Linked DNA regions of Homo sapiens: region 1 is linked to region 2. A link is an interaction called in ENCODE POLR2A ChIA-PET data of the cell type or tissue named here. Cell type or tissue: Panc1. All regions are shown on one strand.

The links. Peaks named below come from ENCODE experiments on the same cell type or tissue, not always from the same donor. Only the 100,000 strongest peaks of a DNase experiment are listed, where the experiment ranks them.
Region 1: POLR2A ChIA-PET joins it to region 2 with 20 read pairs; 2 of 35 experiments call an interaction of 5 or more read pairs at or near these places.

The regions. Positions count from the first base shown.
Region 1 is chr5:157,748,004-157,753,003 of GRCh38, reverse strand. LSM11 (LSM11, U7 small nuclear RNA associated) reads right to left here. Exons shown (of 4, transcript NM_173491.4): 2 at 1,475-1,614. Among named protein-coding and RNA genes, the nearest start is that of LSM11, 6.8 kb to the right of the region's middle. In Panc1, no CTCF peak of the experiment used is centred here; no DNase peak of the experiment used is centred here.
Region 2 is chr5:159,202,420-159,207,419 of GRCh38, reverse strand. RNF145 (ring finger protein 145) reads left to right here. Exons shown (of 11, transcript NM_001199383.2): 2 at 3,764-3,986. The coding sequence starts at 3,803. Among named protein-coding and RNA genes, the nearest start is that of RNF145, 4.6 kb to the left of the region's middle. In Panc1, no CTCF peak of the experiment used is centred here; no DNase peak of the experiment used is centred here; H3K4me3 peaks cover 1,475 bases; H3K27ac peaks cover 1,907 bases.

The sequences.
Region 1 (5,000 bases), 1.5 Mb after region 2:
ATAGCAGGTACTCAATATATGTTAGCAGCTACTGTTCTTATCCAGGAGGATGCGTGGATGGGGATAAAGCACAGGGAAAAGGAAAGTTGGAGATAGAAGACCATATGGAAAAGAAACACCAGAAAGCTCTGGTGGTTCTTTTTTTTTTTTTTTTTTTTTTGACAGAGTCTCGCTCTGCCACCCAGGCTGGAGTGCAGTGGCATGATCTCGGCTCACTGCAACCTCCGCCTCCCAGCTTCAAGTGATTCTCCTCCCTCAGCCTCCTGAGTAGCTGGGATTACAAGCTTGTGCCACCATGTCTGGCTAATTTTGTATTTTTAGTAGAGATGGGGGTTTCCCTATGTTGGCCAGGCTGGTCTTGAACTCCTGGCCTCAGGCGATCCGCCTGCCTCGGCCTTCCAAAGTGCTGGGATTACAGGTGTGAACCACCGCGTGCAGCCTAGTAGTTCTTAACTACCTCAAATTATAGTTGTGCTATTACATATCCCTTCTCTCCTACAAATGTCTAGAAAAAAAGTAAGCCTCTAGAAGGCTAGGAAGTGTGGCACACTCCCTCATTATAAAACCACCATGTGGCCGGGCGCAGTGGCTCATGCCTGTAATCCCAGCACTTTGGGAGGCTGAGGCAGGCGGATTACCTGAGGTCTGGAGTTCAAGACCAGCCTGGCCAACATGGTGAAACCCTGTCTCTACTAAAAATACAAAAATCAGCTGGGCATGGTGGCAGGGGCCTGTAATCCCAGCTACTCAGGAGGCGGAGGTTGCAGTGAGCTGAGATTGTGCCACTGCACTCCAGCCTGGGTGACAAGAGCAAAACACTGTCTCAAAAAAAAAAAAAAAAGACATCATGCAAAATGCTTTGTTTACTGATGTCTGCTTCACCTCTATCCTTATTTACCTTCCCATGTACTGTAAAGTGCAAGTTCCTTTCTGAAACTTTTGCACCTAGCATGGGGTTCAGCCAAAATGGGAAGTCAATAAATGTTTTTCTTAATTAATGAAAGAATGGTTGGTAGAAAATCAACTAAAAATTACTAAACCGATAAAATAATTGGTCCTTAAGGCTGGGTTTCTCAACCCTGGCACTAAGGACTTTTCAGATTGGATAATTCTTTGTTGTTGAGGGACTATCTTGTGTGTTGTAGACTGTTTAGCTGCAACCCTGGCCTCTACCAATTAGATGCCAGTAGTACCCTCTCCTATAGTGGTGACAATAAAATGTCCCCAGACATTGATGAATGTTCCTGGGAGTGAAGGAAGAACAAAATTACCTTGGTTAAGAGCCACTGCCTTAAGGAGAAGGAAGCAATAAAAAGACCTTTTCTTGTTGTTGCCCAAAAGTATGCAAAAATTCTAGTTCTTCTAAGAAGTTATTTTTTGGGTTTTACTTAATGCAGTTACTCAGGTCCTTTAAATATTATAGAAGATATAATCTGTAGGAGGTTCTCCAGCCCCTTGAGAAAGGCTTAATTACCATATTCCAGAACTTGTCGAATGCAACAAGGAAGCCTGTACAGACGCCCCGAAGTCCCTTGAAAGTGCGGATGTGAACATTCACCTTCACCCCCTCACGGATACAGCGATGGAGTTCACCCAGAGGGCTGCCTTCGTGCACTGAAACAAGAGAAGAACAGTCAGGACAGTTTTAATATCTGCCCTCATTCCCAGAATTAAGCCACGACCACCCAACTTCGGCCAGCAACATGTGGCCCATGGTAGAGTGACAATCTCACTATTGGAACAGGAAGGTCCAATGGGCAACATGGCTCGTACGGCCAACACACACTGACACAAGACTAGATTCCAACAGAATGTGGATCATCCATATGTATGAATATCAGCCAAATGTTTCACTACCGGTATATCTCTTATTCCACGATGTCACTGATTTTAACATGCACTATCACTTAACTTTTGGGGTTGGCCGGGCGTGGTGGCTCACGTCTGTAATCCCAGCACTTTGGGATGCTGAGGTGGGCGGATCACCTGAGGTCAGGAGTTTGAGATCAGCCTGGCCAACATGGTGAAACCCCATCTCCACTAAAAATACAAAAATTAGCCAGGCATGGTGGCCCATGCCTGTAATCTCAGCTACTCAGGAGGCTGAGGCAGGAGAATGGCTTGAACCCAGGAGGTGGAAGTTGCAGTGAGCCGAGATCGCACCATTGCACTCCAGCCTGGGCAACAGAGCAAGACTCCATCTTGAGAAACACACACACACACGGGCACGCAAACATTAAATGTATACATTAACAGCGAGATCCTTCTCAATTCTGTGCCTTAAGACAATTCATGAATCACATATCCAGCTTGAGTCTTCCAAAAAAACAAAAACCTTGTTTACATGTTCAAAGGAAACAAACTGCACTCTGCCCTTAAACATGTACAATCCTGTCAGAAAGAAAGGCCTTTGACCCCACCAAAGCTACTCCATGCACAAGCTTTCTGGACTCACTGGTGTTTCTGGGAGGAAAAGCACTGGTTCTGGCCCAAGCCCTGACAGTGTAAAAGGCACCTGGCTGAGTATCTGGCTCCTATGACACTACTAATAAGCATCATGTGAAGAGAGCAGGATAATGACTCATAGGAAGAATATTGAGACTATAAATTTCAGCTTTTATTATGAAGGATTCTCAGAGCGTGGGAGGAAAGATGAATTTTATTTTTATTATTTCATGTTAACTCAGCTCTCACAATATGCTGGCTATGGTATATAAAACCTCCCAAAAGAAAGCCGTACACATTCTTTTTTCCTGAGACAGGGTCTCACTGTCACCCAGGCTGGAGTGCAGTGGCACAATCACAGCTCACTCCAGCCTTGACCTCCCTGGCTCAAGCGATCCCCCTAGCTCAACCCACTGAGTAGCTGGGACTACAGGCACGCACTACGCACCCCCAATCTCTCTCTCTTTCTCGTGCGTACACAGTCTCACTCTTTCCCAAGTTTGCAACGCAAAATTCTGTAGAAAGTTTATTTTTGGTCAGGTCTTAGAAGTCTGGATATATAGAGTATTTGGCATTGACAGTAGACAAATGAAAAATCTCTCCTGCTTTGTTTCTAGTGACATAAAGGAGAACAACAGTCCTGCACTTCAGTTTGGATAACTAAATTGGTTCCTCCTGAAGCCACCTTATCCCTCTGTCATGGATTGGCTTATAAATGATGGCTGTGATAAATTAATAAAAGATTCTTAGAAGAAAATGACTTAGCAGACTAGCAGGAGTTTATGTCAGATTAACGGTGTGAGAATAACTCGGAGTTGGAAGCGACACGAAGCAGTGACTTTGGAAAAGACCATGAGAATTCTGGTCTGACCATCATCATTTACCTCTCTTCTAGCAGTATTTTAAAGTCCTTTGTACATTTGCTAGCTAAGGGTGTGTATGGGTGTGTGGGTGTGTGTGTGTGTGTGTGCGCGCGTGCGCGCGCGTGTATATGTGTTATAGGCCATATTAAATCAAGCATTCAAGCATTGTAAACAATTTTCAGGTCATTATAACTAGTTGTGTGAACCTGATGAATAACTTTTTCTTTAAGTTCCAAATTTCCTCATTCATAAAATGAGGTTAAGATAGTTAACTTGTAGATTTATTTCAGGACTAAGTCCCAATAACTCAATTTCTTAGAAACTGATCACATGCTTGCATTATTTCTTTTCCTACACATACATATATACTGCCCCCTGCCCTATGATGTATGTTTATACAAAGAGTGGAAAGACTATTTTTTTCTAACTTGGAAAAAAACAGGGACATTACTTCTTTCCCACACCTCCAAAAATAGAAAGGGCAAGCAGGTATCTTAGCAACAGTCTCTTACTCTAATTAAATAGATGGCAAATTCAGGTCTTTCAATTGGTCTTTCTCAAACGTGTACCTTTAATTTTTTTCTTCCAAAGATTTAATAAGGTGTAATTCCAGGAAGCATTGCTCTCCTTGTATCCTTGTGTGATCAAAAGTACGACACTAGCACCACCTATCAGAGCAAACCGCCAAGGCAAAAATGAGCTCCCCATTCTGAATCAGAGTGCACATTCTCTTTCCAGCCGTCTCTGTGGCAAGCTCCAAATGGATATGAGTCAGGTTTCTATGACCAAATATGACAAAAAAGCATATGCCTTATCTTTGGAGAAAGTTACTCTTCCAATCCCCTTCTCTATTGCCACATCCTTCCAGATCCAGGTCATTTTCAGCTCCACTCTTCCTTCTCCTGCTACATGTAAATTATACCATCACAGCCTGATTTTAAAATAACTGTTCTCAATCATGCCCTTCTTTAAAGACCTAAAACTTGCCTCTTACAGTAACTCTTGTTTTCCTTAGAAAGAAATATTTAATAGGAATGTAGGAACAGAAGCCACGTCTGCGTCTCAGGTGGCGGCAAAACAAGATGGTGGATCCCCGTGCCATGACCCCCAGATGCAGGGCTTATATGCTACAGGGAAAGGGTGATTCAGAAGGGATGTGTAGGACAATTGAAGTAAGATAACGTCAAGGTTGTTCTCATGTAAGGACAGGAATTACAGTAAGTACATGCTCTTACACAAGAAACAACAGATAAATTGGAAATCTTAGAGGCCTTCCCAGAACTGGGTTTAATCAGAAGTCAACATGGTGGACTGGCATTCAAGATGGAGTTGCTTTAGCCTCCACAACTACCTATTCAAAGATTTAAGGACAAAACTGTATCTACATATATATCTCCAAATATACAAAGTTATTAGCTCATTAGGGCAAAGGCAGCTCCCCAGATTCCATAACCTATTAAGGGCCCAGAGAAATGAAACCACAAACTGTAACAGTCACCTTATGAGTCTGCAATGGAAAAATATTTTCTCTTTTCTCTGAAAATAGTTTTAGTTGCCATTCTATAGAAGGGTGCCATGACAGATTGAAAGTACAATGTTTGAATCAGTGACCCGGCAAAGGCACATCAGTGTCTTCCCTATTGTGATGCTATGTCAAACTGGCCTAAACACACACACACACACACACACACA
Region 2 (5,000 bases):
TGAATAGTTTTAAGTTGGGTCACGTGTCATTCTTGTTTTTTCTTTGTCTTTTTAAAAAAAAGTTTAGGAGGTGTATTTTTGAAGAACTCAAATAAGAGAAATAAAAAATCACATTTTTCATTTCTCTTATTTGACATAGTTCTTCAGAGATTAGCTGTGACTGTAAAAACCTACATTTTTCTTATTCAGGACGATTTGTTTGGTTTCTTCATATTCAAAACTAAAATCCCGTATTTTCAGGAAAGTGTAGAATGAAGCCCCCTGTGTTTTCTAACCCACAAATTTGAATGGTAAACTGTACAGCATTATACTTCTACAAGACATTACTGTTTTCATAATTACGGATTGCTGCTTCTAAGCCTGAGAAGGTCATTTAATGAACTCATTGAGGTCTCCTTTTTGGTTAGCATTTGTTGCACCTCTTGTGGTTTTTGGAAAGAAATGCCTTTTTTTTTTTTGGTTTGTTTTTAGCTGTTTTACTGTGTAAAACATCTTTGAGTCACATTTAGTTTATGTTACCTGCAGACACATCATGTTGGATATTACTTTCCCAGTTCTTTTCAAAGTTCAAGGAGGACATTTTAAAATCTTGCATGGAAGATAAAACAGTATAGGAAGTTTATGTATTTGGCTTTGGGTGTGTTAAACCTTTCGGTTTTTTCTGCTTTCAGCTCTCCTGCTTATTTTCTAGGATTATTTGGTATTATTTTGTTTTCAAGAGAATATTGAGCTCCCCTGTACTTTAGGATATGCTGATTAGCCCTGTTTGACAATAAATCTGGAACAGGATAAATTAGGCAACATTATAAAGGTATTCTCTAGATCAGGAGAGAAGGCTCCATTTTACTTCGTGTTTGTATGATATAGTGATTTGGCAGGTGTGAGTAATTGCAAGTACTTGCAAAGAAGATGAATATTTTAAAGTTTTGTTTTGATGTTGGTTTAGTGTGTGGTGCTAAAGTGTAGTGTAAAGTACCTATTTGTATTGATAACTATCATGTGCTCTTTTACTTTAGAAGGGTTCAAAGTGATAAGGTTTTGAAATTTTTTTCTCTTTGATTTTCCATGTATTAAATTTGTTTCGTCAGTGCCTTTATACATGACCAGCTTGCCACTGACTTGCTAAAATAACATTCACGTATAGAAATAAATGCAACATTTAGTTTCGTTTATTTGGGCGTATTTAATTCTATCCAAAGTCCTTGTTAAAAACATTTCAGTCTCGAGTTGACTATGTAGTAGAGGGGGATCTTGGATATTGTTTTTTATTGACAGCTTTCGGGACCCGGTATTTTCTCTTTATAGAAATAGAAATGTGTCCTGTTTTCTGTTTCTTATTATATTTGTTAGGCAGGAGTGGTGGGTGGAAATAAAGAGGGAACATGTACCATTCTGCTAATGGACTTTTGTAATAGAGATGATCCTCTGTACGGATTAGGGAGTTTTTCTTCCCTAGCAGATCTTGATTTCTAAAGCAGGATTAGTTATTTGTTTAGTTTAAATTTTCTTCTTTACCCGTTTAGGAGCCACAGTAAATGGTGAAAATGGGCACATTTTAAAATAGCAAAGCATTGAAAAAAGAGAAAGGTTCCAAATCAAATGAAATAAATATGGGCTACAAGTGTTAAATCAGTAATAGCTCCTCCCTCTCTTGTTACTTATAAAAACAGAGTAATGATTTATATTGGATTCCAGAATATAGAAAAATAGTTACTTTTCGATGGCAGTATAAAGACTGTCAGTAATACTGTCATCTCAGTACGTGGTGATTTTCAAATATGGTGGCTGGTGGTTTGTGAGAAGATCTATTCAATATTACTTTGAAATAAATTCCCAAGAGGGTATTGGGTTATCAGTTTGCTCACCAAAGTAAGTCTTTCCACTGTAATTCCTGAAGTTATCTAGATGGCTTATACACATTAAAATGCATTAAACTCTTTACCAACAATTTCTGTGAATGTTTTGGTGTATTTTTTCCTGGGATTAGAAAAAATAATAATATCATGGGCTTTGAGAAATTTAGATTCCTCAGTGGTTGGTTTGCAATAAATATTAAAGGTTAGAGATTTTATTTTTCAGTGCATTTTTCCTTCTTAGGACATGATATTTAGTTCTGATTTTCACAATAATATTTTTTCTTATGTAGGAAAATTATGAAAATGATCTTGTTCATGTGAAATAATCAGAATTGCAGTACTTATCTATAAAAATGTTAAATCTATATTATTGGCAGGCTATATATATAAAACATTTGGGTTATGGGAATGGTTGATATATGATTATTGAAAAGCTTTTATTGATAGTGTGCCAAGTTGGGTTGCCTTTAGCTTTTTGACTATCTGAACTAGGAAGCTATGAAAATTGGAGGGTAAGATGGAAATACTGACAAATATTTAACCATAGCATAGCAATCTGTCACTATAATTTTCTGCAGAAATAAATGTTTTCGTTTGTCCTGTAATGTCTGAAATTACTGCTAAAGCTGGAAATGTGTTTAGCTTTCTCAGCAAAATTCTTAAAAGGATATTGTCAGAGCCAACAATCCAGAATTATCTTTACTCTTTAAATTGTTCTTTACCCACTTTTGTTTGCTTTTTTTTTTTTTTTTTTTTTTTTGAGACGGAGTCTAGCTCAGTTGCCTAGGCTGGAGTGCAGTATTGTGATCTCTGCTCACTGCAACCTCTGCATCCCAGGTTCAAGCAATTCTTCTGCCCTAGCCTCCTGAGTAGCTGGGACTACAGGTGTGCACCACCATGCCCGGCTAATTTTTGTATTTTTAGTACAGACGGAGTTTCACCATATTGGCTAGGCTGGTCTCGAACTCGTGACCTCATGATCTGCCTGCTTCGGCTTCCCAAAGTGCTGGGATTACAGGCGTGTGCCACTGCGCCCGGCCTTGTTTGCCCTATTTTATATTTTTTTGGATTAATTTGAAGTTCTACCATATAAAGCAGTATGGCATTGAATTGTCCCTTTAAATAGTAAATTGTCCTGATAACTGCCTTTCATTTCCTCCTCCCCCTGCCCCCCCCCACTACTTATCATGGTCTGTGCAGAGACAGGGGCTGCAGACTCAATGCCTGGCGTCTTCCATGTGCCTGCTTATCTGTGTATCAAGGGAAGAATTTGATGAACACTTGAAGGCAGATTATGGGAATTTTAGACCATATTTAACTTTAAAGATTCAAGGAAATGATATTGTAAATAATGTTCCCTCTACCTGTATCTACATCATGAGTTCTCTGGATTGTAAATTTAGCACTTCAATTTTGATTGTAAGTGAATAAGGAAAAGCATAGAGTACAAGATGCTGCAAACTAAACGTGCAGTTATCAAGTTTTTATTGAATTGCTTAGGCTTTTTCATAGAGTAAATATTCAAAATTCACCCTCTTATGAGCTACATAAATCATAGTTTTATTGGAGTGAGTGAATTTTTCAAGTTAATTTTATACAAGTTACAGTAGTCTTACAGAGTGTTTTGTTCCTAGATTTGGAGTTAGTGGCCTTTTAAAAAATTAGTTTTGAGGCCAGAACATTTAATCAGAATTATAAGATTGGACAGAACTGAATGGGTCAATGTGAAAACACAATACAGAGGTTATTTTATGAATATCTAAAAATAGTAGTTGTGGCTGAGAAGTAGTATACGTTCTCACATAGTTTTGTACAGTGTGTGACAACCTATTAGATTCGTGAAAGGGTATCTAAAAGCGATTTGTGTTGACTTTTTATTTTTATATATTGTGTCTTCTGAATTTTAGGTCTTCTCCAAGAAAAAAAAAAAGAAAAAAAAAAACAACATGGCTGCAAAGGAGAAACTGGAGGCAGTGTTAAATGTGGCCCTGAGGGTGCCAAGCATCATGCTGTTGGATGTCCTGTACAGATGGGATGTCAGCTCCTTTTTCCAGCAGATCCAAAGAAGTAGCCTTAGTAATAACCCTCTTTTCCAGTATAAGTATTTGGCTCTTAATATGCATTATGTAGGTGAGTGTCTACATCACATTTTCTAATCTTCTAGTGAGCATTCTGATTTATGTCTTAGTATCTTTTTGAATTTGGGTAAAATGAAGTTCATTTTCATTAAGATGATAGTGATATAGTTATTGATGAGTGTTTATGAATCTTGATAGTTTTGTCTTATCATTGCACATGAATTATTAAGGCTACAAGAAAGTAAGCAGTATTGGATTTATTTTACTGGATAAAACTGGAAGGCAGAAGAAAACATTCTAGATTTTAATATGATGAAATATAAACAATGAGAAATACTTTTAGAGACATTTGGCCCCTTCTAATTTGTCCTTGTTTTGGGGTTTGGTAGTAATTCAGAAAGTAAGCTTTTTAAAATGCAACATTCTTTATTGTTCCCTGAGATAAACGAAAACATTAACATCAGCTGAAGATAAAGTGTTCAGTTAAATGAAATTTGGGAAATGATACTATAATACTTTGTTCCATAAAAAAAATCCTCCTGGAACTATAATTTTTTTTTTTTTTGCTTGAATCCCCTTTCAAGAAAAATGGAACTATCATTGATATGCTATGGGGTTAGTGGTAAAAATAATGATAAGAGATTGAAGAAATTAAAGTCAAGAAATACAAGCATGAAACAGATAAAATTTACCTAGAATAAAAATCATGATCCTTACTTTTTAGGTTTTGGTTTATTTGTAATGTATATAGCAATATATTTTATTAATGTTGTGATTGCAGAGTTCCAGACATGGTTTGAATGGTACTATAGTGGTTTTGCTAATATTTTATTATTAGAGTTGCCTGTCACAAAATATATCTTTTATAAAGTCATGAAGAGTTGTCCTGTCTCTCTGAGATTTATTTTTATCACTTTCTGGGTTCTAAAACTTAGCCCTGAGAACGTTCCCCTTACATCCCTAAGAGGTAAGCTGTTGTGGAAAGAAGTATGATGTAGTAGAAGAGATGGTGCACTAGAAACAAAACGTTTCGGTTCAGTAAACTCATCTTTTGTGGATAGCACTA